Regions from separate parts of the Homo sapiens genome. Here region 2 is linked to region 1. Evidence: chromatin loops called from intact Hi-C (ENCODE). Cell type or tissue: natural killer cell. All regions are shown on one strand. Each heading gives the region's core, and the rest is flanking DNA. Links, peaks and the distances in the headings are about the cores only. Region 1 overlaps BACH2 (BACH transcriptional regulator 2). Region 2 overlaps BACH2 (BACH transcriptional regulator 2).

What was found. A loop is a pair of places that touch in the nucleus more often than their neighbours do. Peaks named below come from ENCODE experiments on the same cell type or tissue, not always from the same donor. Only the 100,000 strongest peaks of a DNase experiment are listed, where the experiment ranks them.
Region 2: it touches region 1 in a loop (10-fold over the local background); 8 of 110 quality-filtered maps call a loop at or near these places.

What each region holds. Positions count from the first base shown.
Region 1 is chr6:89,942,665-89,948,047 of GRCh38, forward strand. All of the region lies in intron 7 of BACH2 (BACH transcriptional regulator 2), which reads right to left. Among named protein-coding and RNA genes, the nearest start is that of GJA10, 51 kb to the left of the region's middle. In natural killer cell, for the core only: CTCF peaks have their summits at 2,330 (motif pointing right) and 2,532; a DNase peak (open chromatin) is centred at 2,357.
Region 2 is chr6:90,109,158-90,114,540 of GRCh38, forward strand. The region is part of intron 4 of BACH2 (BACH transcriptional regulator 2); the gene reads right to left. Among named protein-coding and RNA genes, the nearest start is that of BACH2, 180 kb to the right of the region's middle. In natural killer cell, for the core only: no CTCF peak of the experiment used is centred there; DNase peaks (open chromatin) are centred at 154 and 2,034.

The sequences.
Region 1 (5,383 bases), core at 236-5,235:
GGAAGGGCACGAGGGATTCATGGGCGCCACTCTTTAGCCAGGGGTCTACCACTTTGGTTCTCAGTGGAGAATCGGAGAATCAGGGCAGCCACTGAGTCAGCAGGCCAAGGGCCAAACAGGGCACCAGAGGCCTGTGCCACAGTTGGCACAATAAGCTGCTGTTGATTTTATTCAGCCCAGCAAAGTGTTGACTCTTCCCCCTCTGGAACACGACAGGAGCAGCAGGACCGAGGTGGGTTTTTAGCACGGTACCTGCCCTGTCCTGCTAAGCACGGCTATAGGAGGGTTAGTTCTTCTGGAGATTCCAGCTTTACACATTTTTTTTCTTTTAAAGACAGGGTCTCGCTCTGTTGCCTAGGCTGGTCTCAAACTCCTGGCCTCAAGCTATCTTCCTTCCTTGGCCTCCCAAACTGTTGGGATTATAGGAGTGAGCCACCACGCCTGGCTAGGCTCCAGCTCCTGAGCAGTCAGTAAAATGGATAGTCCCTGCAGTGTGTCCAGGGATTCTTAGGTCCAGGTGTGACATCTGGACAGTGCATGGAACCTACATATGTCTCCTTGCATGCTGTCTGCACCAACGAGGCAGAGGGGAGGCTGTAGGCTGGGCCCTGGAATGCCGGTGCTTCCTTCTCACCAAACAGAAATCGGCTGCTTTATTTCTCTTCCCTGCCAACAGCCACGACCATTCTTCAGCCTAAACCATCATCCCCTTCCTCCCAGTTAAAAGGAAACATTGAAAAATTATATAAGTATTATATAATTATAGATTATTCTGTAAGTATTATATAAAAATTACATATTATATAAATATAGCTTTCATAAAATATAAGACAAAAGAAGGGAAAAAAAATTCTCATCCCCAAATGATGACTCTCTTGCTCTGGTAGATTTCCCCGTGATCTTTGTTTTCTCTGCATCTTTTTTAGGAGTTGCAATCAAGTGGTGCTGTATCTATCTCACCCAACAAACATTTCGCTTGCCTAGTGTCTCTGCTTTGCTGGGTGAAGTTTACTGGAAAAGCAGGAAAGTAGCTGCAAATTTTGCAGAAAAAGCCAGAAACAAATATTTCCTGTAGAAATCTCAGTGGAAGACTAGTTTGTTAATATTTTTTCCTACTTCATTTCTTGGTTTTATTACCAGATGTTGATTGAAACCCATGGGAGTAGGGTCACATTAGCATGATACCCTGAGACACTGATGGTGTGGTCAGCTCTCCGAAGTCTTTAACGCCTGTACTCTGAGGAGACCCTCAGATCCCAGGGAGCTGTCGAGGGAGGAAGCAATATGCCCATTGGAGATGATTCCAGTGCTGCTGGAACCAGGACAGCCAGCTCAGTGCTGGGCAGATGGCAATGACAAAATCTCCCCTCCCAGGTGAAGAAATGTTTCTCGCGCAATTGTCCTTCCACGCCCTCTTCTCATGGTCCAGTTTCTAGCACAAATATGGGACACCTGGGATTCAGTTGTGATACGTCAATTAATTAGTTGTGTGATCTCAGGCAAGTCTTCATTCTGTCTGTCCCAAAGTTCTTGGAGGATCTAGGAGTCACAGGGCGATAACGCCTGCCCTACTTAGCTTACAGGGTTGCTATGAAGAATACAACTGGATGACAGGTGGAGAAAGTGCCTGGGAAAGTTTCAACTGCCTGATAGATACAAGGTATTATTATTTCTGTTTATTAGCCCTATCTATCTCTGTCACATGGTTTCGTCTTACAGACATGTGCTTTGGAATTCCAGACACTTACAATGTTCTAGACAACATAAAAACACTGTTTTAATTAGAAATATGGCTGATTTCTATGCTGCCCAGCAAGGTTTCTTTTTATTAAGCAGACCAATTACAGACACTTCTAAAAACTTGCCTGATTCACCAAACCACAAAAATGATTGTGAAAATTTTACATACAACATGTGTCTCAAAGTCAGCATTGGGGTGGGAAGAGTTAGAGTCAGATGGCTCTTCTATTCTGTACCATTTCCATGTTTTCTCTGGACTTTATCTCTCTCTTCCCTTCTCTCTCTCTCTCTCCCGCCCCCTGCCTGCCCCCAACACACTCTCTTACTCTCATACACTTTTATCTCTCTCAGTGTAAAACATGTTAATAAAGCAAGTCCAAAAATCCATACTTTTGACTGTGCAAAGAAACTCTCTGTGGTGCTTCTTTACTAAAATCTACAATTAAGTAGAAATGGTCCAGTTACAAAGCTGTCTTACTAAGAGGCTTACTACTTTGGAAAATGACTGTAATTTTCTATAATTTCCAACATCTAAAAACAAACCTATAAACCATAATGAGATAAACCATAACTACTCACACCCACTAGAGGGCACTAACAAAAAAGATGGGCAATAACAAGTGTTGGCGAGGATGCAGAGAAACTGGATCCTTGATACACTGCTGGTGGGAATTTGAAATGGTATAGCCACTTTGGAAACAGTCTAGTAGCTCCTCAAAAGGTTAAATACAAAGTTATATGATTTAGCAGTTCCACTCCTAGGAATATTATGGAAATAACTGAAAACATGTCTTAAAAACAACTTGTACTCAAATGCTCACAGCAGCATTATTTATAATAGCCCCAAAGTGGAAACAACCCACATGGCCCTCAACCAATGAACAACAAAATGTGGTATTAGTCAACAAAATGGATCAACATTATGGAATATTACTCAGGAATTAAAAGCAACAAAGTACTAATACATGACAATATACCTGGTGAGTACATCAATGGCAAGGGTAAACCTTCAAAGCATTATGCTAAAGTGAAAGGAGCTAGACACAGAAGGCCACATCTTGCAAGATTCTATTTATACAAATGCCCCAAACAAGTACATCTACAGAGATAGAAGGTAGATTACTGGTTGCCTGGGGCTGAGGGGAGTGGGCAATGAGGAGTAACTGCTAATAGGTACAGCATTTCCTTTTAGGGTGGTGAAAATGTTTTAGAATTACATAGTGGTGATGGTTGTACAACATTGTGGATATATCAACAACCACTGAATTGTTCATCTTAGTAGGGTGGATTTTATGATATGGGAATTATGTCTTAATTTAAAAAATAAACCTGTGCAAGATAGACATACATAAAATTCAAACATTACAGACATACATAGAAATGAAACTTTCCCTACACTCCTCTCCAACGGTGCTCCCAGTTTTTTCTTATTCTCTATGCTGATTTTATTTATATGGTGTGTATATTTAGGAAACAAACTAGGACCTTGTGCATACTGCTTTGTGATTTTCACTTATGTGACTTGTTCATTTTTTTTTACTGGAAGAGAAAAATTCCCAACCTGACTTCTTAAGGAATATAGCAAATCCAGAAGTCATAAAGAAAAAGACTTATACCTTGACTACATAAAACTAATATTTTTTTATATGGGAAAAGGTACAATAAATAAAGAAGCAGACTAAGGGAATATCTAAGCAACATTTATGAGAAAGGGTTAATATTCCTAATATTAGGGATTAAGATTCCTACATGTTGATTTAAAGTTAAACAATACAAAAGAAAAATAGGCAAAGAGGTAAACCAGCAATTCACAGGAAAGGAAATATAAATGTTCAATACACATAAAACAAGATGTCAGCCTCATTAGTAGTCACCATTTTTTTGCCCATCAAATTGGCAAAAATTAAAAAGACTGGTGACAACTAGTATGGGCAAGAATAGGGGAAATTGGACACTCTAAGTTGCTGATGAATATGTGAATTGCTACAACATTTTGGGTAGGTCATTAGGTAGTATTTAATAAATGGGCACAACCTTTAGCCCATCTTTGAAACTAACCCACAAAAATAAATGCACCACTACTAACAGTAGGGTCACAAAATGTTTATTGCAGCAATGTTTATCAGAGGGAAAAACTGAAAACAACTGAAATGTCTGGTGATAAGTGACAGCTGAATGAACTACGATTTACGAGAACGAGAGATATTGGAGAAACATGTCTTGGCCCTGTGTGATCGACCTACAGCCACGTGCATGGTAGACAGCTACGTGAAAAAAGGAAGCTGCTAACTCTACAACATAATGCCATTAAAATAAAACCCAAACCCATAGAGAGGTGAATATATATTTGTATATTGTTGTAGGCAAAGAGAAAGCCTGTTAAATTTGGTATGTTTGGGGCTGGGTATGCTGTGTTCTAGAATTTAAAAAAGAATGTCATTTTAAAAAGCTGATTATTGATAAAGGATAATACTGCGCTAATTTGATCTTTCTCGAAGCCAGGGAACAGTTAAAAAGGATGGGAGAAGCCAACGACTGTGAGATGGAAGGGCTGCTTAACACGGTATAACTACAACATCTTACAGAATACAAGGTATGTTAACACTTCACTTTTGGTCTAACGTTTTGGCTCCCTACGGGGTGGAGGAAGACAGATTGGGAAAACACACGCGAAGTATTACACTGGCGTCTGGCAAGGGGTGGAAACTCCTGTCTTGATTTCTGACTCTGGTGTCTCCGTGGGGTTCACTTGAAAGAGAAGGCACCTGGATCCCATATGAAAGCAGGGCAGGGCAGAATTAGCCCAATAGATGCTGGCTTCTTCTGGATCAGTTCAGGAAAACAAGTTTTGACTTGTGGAGAAGGATCTGCCTTGAGCACTATTACTGGGGATAATACTTCAACCAGGGTCAAAGTAACTCCCTAAAGCAGGTTATCAACTCCTCGAGCAGCAGTCATGGCAAGTCCCTGAGACAGTTCTTGGAAACCTAACCTCCTCTACTCTAGGAAAACTAAGATGTCAAATTGGGAAAAACCTTAACTTTACTGTAACTGTCCTGTCCAAACTGTACCACTGAGAGGGGCTATGTTTTCCAAAATGGCATAGAGCTTTGGTAAATGTCTCTTCTTTCACTGTTCAGGAATGCAGAAGATGGATTTTTCTTTCTTTTTTTTTTTTTGAGACAGAGTCTCGCTCTGTCACCCAGGCAGGAGTGCAGCGGCGCGATCTCGGCTCACTGCAAGCTCCGCCTCCCGGGCTCACGCCATTCTCCTGCCTCAGCCTCCTGAGTAGCTGGGACTACAGGCGCCCACCACGACGCCCAGCTAATTTTTTTTTTTGTATTTTTTAGTAGAGACGGGGTTTCACCGTGTTAGCCAGGATGGTCTCGATCTCCCGACCTTGTGATTCGCCCGCCTCGGCCTCCCAAAGTGCTGGCATTACAGGTGTGAGCCACCGCGCCCAGCCATGGATTCCTTTTTTAAAGGTAAAAATAAGAGTATTTTTAAAAGTAGCGGTATTTCTCAAGGGGGGAAGGCTAGTCCTGTTCATGACTATTTTACAGGTTGAATGAGTCCTCCTTTTAATTGAGTTAATATTTTTAGTTCTAAAGTAAACAACTGACATGGTCCCAACATACACACA
Region 2 (5,383 bases), core at 74-5,073, 170 kb after region 1:
GTTGTAGATTTTTTTTTGTCACTCCAGAGAAACTGCTTTTATGAAGGTTAGTGATGATCTCCGTCTTGCCAAGTCCATGCTCAACTCTCTATTCTCATCTTACAAGACTTCTCACCATCACTTGACTCAGTCGTCAACTTCCTCCATGAAACCACTTCTTCTTGTGGCTTCAGGGGCACCACACTGTCCTGGCTTCTCATCAGCTTCACCTGTGGCTCCCTCCTCTGCAGAGTCCTCCTCTGCTCCTCCTCCTCTGCTCCCCATCTAAATGCTGGCGTTATCTTGGAGCTCCATCCACGGACTTTCTCTTTCCTCTAACTATACTCACTCCCAGGCCTGTGGTTTTTGTCACCTATATGCTGAAGTCTCTCAAATTTATTATATGTTGCCCCTGACCTCTTCCTGAATTTCCATATCCAATTTCCTACTCAGCACCTGAACTTGTATATTCAACATGCATCTCAAGTATAACATGGCCAAAAAAACAATTATTGTTTCCATCCTCCCTCCAAACCTGCTTCTTTCCAGTCTTTTTCATCACAGCTGCTTGGGACAAATATCTGAAGATGAATCAAAGAGAATATATAGACTTCCATCTGCCCTGCCTCCATAATACATCTTGAAATGAACCACTTTCATTAGCTCAGTGTTTAGACATGTTGGTCTGAGGACTCCTTTACAACCTTAAAAATTAATAAAATCTCCAAAGAGTTCTTGATTATGTGGGTTATAGCTATTGATATGTGCCATATTAGAAATTAAAACAAAACTTTAAAAAAATAGAATTCATTGTATTTGAAATACAATAAAACATTGTATATTAACACAAATCACATATTTTATGAAAATTAATACATTTTACAAAACATAAGTGAGAGAATTAACACTTTTACATTTTTGCAAATCTCTCTAGTATCTGGCTTAACAGAGGACTGCTGGATTCTCATATCTGGTACTACCTTCAATATGTTGCTCTATGGTGTTTTGATGGAAGGACATGAAGAAAATCTAGCTCACACAGATACATAGTTGGAAATGGGTGAAGTATTTTCATCATCTTTTGATAACTGTGGATATTCTCTGATTCTACACCAGAAATCAACAAGTGGTAGCTTTTAAATGTGGAGTCTGAAATGTGGTACCTGAAAATCTGTCAATAAACTTTTTTTACTTTGTTAATATTAAAATCTATTGGTCTATCTTGCGCTTTGAATGGATTTTTCACCTGTGCATAATTTTATAACATTACCCATTTGGTCATTTGGAAATACTTGTTCACTAAGTTCGGAGATCTTTGAGATCTTTTGAATGTTTCACATTTCATGATCCAATACCAAATTCTCCACATTCATTAATATCACCATCAATCTCGTCAGAAAAAGTCCTTAATGTATTGGGAAGTTATCAAGCTCTACAGTAGCAGCTATGTGTTTTCCAAAATCCTAATTTTTGTCTCAAGCTCAAATTTTGTCATTGGCAACAAATACTGTCAGTTGTTTTTCTTGAAGTATCAGGGCACTTCATTCATTTTTGATAAAAGATCTGTCAAACAAATACCCAAATTGGAGTAACTAGAGTTTGTCTGTTAGTTGTTCTTTTAAGTCATATTGGCATTCCATGAAAAAAGCAGCCAGTTCAGCTTGCGACTCAAACAACTGCACACGGGTTTTTCCTGGAGATAACCAGTACACTCTGGTATACGGTAGAAGGGCTTATGTGTCCTTCCCATTTTGTCACACAGAATATTAAAAAGACATCACTCAAGAGTTGAGATTTAATAAAAACAGTAATTGTTACTGCTTCATACAGGATATTCTGAAGTGAAATTGGCATTCTGTTCTATTGTAAGCATGTGCTGGTGAAGAACTAGCAGTTTGGTACCACTATCTTGTTTCGTGCTGAGGTGCCAGCAGTTTTCCCCACCATTACATTTCACTAGCAGTGCACGTCAATACTGCGAAAAAGACAGACAGCATCTTGGTATTACTGTGAAAATAGTTTTAACCTTGCATTCCCTGATAAGATCTTGCGGGCCCCCAGGAACCCACAGACCACACTTTGAGAACTGTGGCACTAGCTTGCCATCTTCTGTCCAGGCCACCACCATCTCTCTCCCGGGCTTGCAAAAAAGCCTCCTTGATGGTCTCTATGCTTTTACTTTTGCCTCTGTAGAAGCCCTTCTCCACAGAGCAGCCAGATAATCTTTTAAAAATGTATGTCAGATCACATCGCTCTCCTGCTTAAAACTCCCACTTCAGATGTCCCATTGCTCATAGAATAGCATCTGAGGTGCAGGCCCAAGCCTGCAAGGCCCTGGCTGCCCCTATTTTCTCATTCATGCCTGTACTCCTTTTCTTTCCCCTTCTCCAGTCACTTGACCTGTGGATCTCTTTAAACCTATCCTGTGTGCTCCAGCCTGGAAGGCTCCTCCCCCAGGTTTTAGCAGGTAGGGTTCTCCTCATTTAGGTCTCATCTCCTGTGTTAGGCATTACTCAACCTGCCCATACACATCTTCCTATACACTGCCCTCCTCTGGATTACATAGCTCCATTTATTACCCTGATTGCTCTCATCGTTCTCTGAAATGATATTGTTCACTAATTTGACAGCTGGTTTGTTGTCTGTATTTCTAAAACAGAAAGTGAGTTTCCACAAGGGTAGGAATCTTGAATCTTGTGCTATGCCATATCCTTACCATCTAAGACAATACTTGGAACACATCAGGTGATTAATTAGTATTTGCTGAATGGATGCTTCTGTGAGTGACAATGGGTGGTAGGATACCATGCAGGAAAGCTCTCTGCATACTGCAAAATATACACATGTAAGGTAAGGGAAATGATGTGTTACAACTTGTAATTCTCCGTCACTAGTACATACTTTGCCATGTCAAATTTAAGTCATAGATAACATTATCAGGCTATTAGTGTTACCTTCTTGACTATTTTTCTGCAGATCAAACAAGATAAGAGTCCAAGATCTCTTTGTCTCTCCCCAAACTGGTCTCCCTGTTGTTAATCCTTTTCTTCTCCAGGCCATCTTCTGCAATGTATGTCATTTATTTATTTATTTTTTTGAGAGAATCATATAGTGGCTCCTGCAAGATTGTACACAAAAAGATCATCCCCAAGACACATAATTGTCAGATTTTCCAAGGTTGAAATGAAAGAAAGAATGTTAAAGGCAACTAGAGAGAAAGGGCAGGTCAACTACAAAGGGATCCCCATCAGGCTAACAGTGAACCTCTAAGGCTGAAACCCTATAAGCCAGAAGAGATTCACGGCCTATATTCAACATTCTTACAGAAAAAAGTCTTCAACCAAGAATTTCATAACTAGCCAAACTAAGCTTCCTAAGTGAAGGAGAAATTAGATCCTTTTCAGATAAACAAAGGTTGAGGAACTTCATTATCACCAGACCTGCCTTACAAGAGATCTTGAAAGGTGCACAAAATATAGAAAGGAAAGACTGCTATCAGCTAATACAAAAACACACTTAAACACACAGACCAGTGTTACTTGCAAAGCAACCACACAAACAAGACAACAAAATAATCAGCTAACAGCACAATGACATAACCAAATTCATACATACAATACTAACCTTGAATGTAAACGAGCTAAATGCCCCACTTAAAAGGCACAGAGTGGCAAGCTGGATAGAAAAGCAAGACCCAATGGTATGTGGTCTTCAAGAGACCCATCTCACACTTAATGACACTCATAGGCTCAAAATAAAAGGATGGAGAAAAATCTACCAAGCAAATGGAAAACAGAAAAAAAGCAGGGGTTACAATCCTAATTTCAGACAAAGCTGATTTCAAACCAACAAAGATCAAAAAAGACAAGGAAGGGCATTACATAATGGTAAAATGTTCAATTCAACAAGAACATCCTAATATCCTAAATATAAATGCACTCAACACAGGAGCACTCAGATTTATAAAGCAAGTTCTTAGAGACCTACAAAGAGATACAGATTCCCACACAATAGTTGTGGGAGACTTCAACACTCCACTGACAGTATTAGACAGATCATTGAGGTGAAAAATTAACAAAGATATTCAGGACCTAAACTTAGCACTGGACCAAACAGATCTGATAAACCTTTACAAACATCTCCACCCCGAAACAACAGAATATACATTCTTCTCATCTCCACAAGGCACATACTCTAAAATAGACCACATAATTGGACATAAAACAATCCTCAACAAATGTTAAATAACCACATACTCTCAGACCACAGCACAATAAAAATAGAAGTCAACACAATGAAAACTGCTCAAAACCATACAATCACATGGAAATGAAACAACATGTTCCTGAATGACTTTTGGGTAAATAATGAAATGAAGGCAGAAATCAAGAAGTTTATTGAAAATAATGAGAACAAAGATATACCAGAATCTCTGGGACACAGCTAAGGCAGTGTTAAGAGGGAAATTCATAGCACTAAATGTTCACATCAAAAAGTTAGAAAGAACAACCCCAAAGCTAGCAGGAGATGAGAAATAACAAAAATCAGAGCTGAACTGAAGAATATTGAGACATGAAAATTCAAAATATCAATGAATCCAGGATTTTTTTTTTAAATTAATCAAATGGATAGGCCATCAGCTAGACTAAGAATAAAAGAAAGAAGATCCAAATAAACGCAATTAGAAATGATGAAGAGAATGTTACTACTGACCACACAGAAATAAAACAACCATCAGAAACGATTACAAACACGTCTACACACACAAACTAGAAAACCTAGACAAGATGGATAAATTCCTGGACACATACACCCTCCTAAGACTGAGTCAGGAAGAAATTGATTCCCTGAACAGACCAACAGTGAGCTCTGAAATTGAATCAGCAATAAATAGCTTAGCAACCGAAAAAGCGCAAGACCTGATGGATTCACAGCTGAATCCCACCAGATGTACAAAGTAGAGCTGGTACCATTCCTACAGAAATTATTCCAAAAAATTAGGAGAGGAAATGTCTCCCCAACTCACTCTATGAGTCCAGCATCATCTTGATACCAAAACCTGGCAGAGATACACTAAAAAAGAAAACGTCAGGCCAATATCCTTGATGAATATCCATGCAAAAATCCTCAACAAAATACTTGCAAACCAAATCCAGCAGCACATCAAAAAATGAATCCACCATAACCAAGTAGGCTTCATCCCTCGGATGCAGGGTTGGTTCAACATACAAAAATCAATACATGTGATTCATCCCATAAACAAAACTAAAGACAAAAACCACATGATTATCTCAGTAGATGCAGAACAGGCTTTTGATAAAATTCAACATCTCTTCATGTTAAAAACTCTGAATAAACTAGGTAGTGAAGGAACATACCTCAAAAGAATAAGAGCCATCTATGA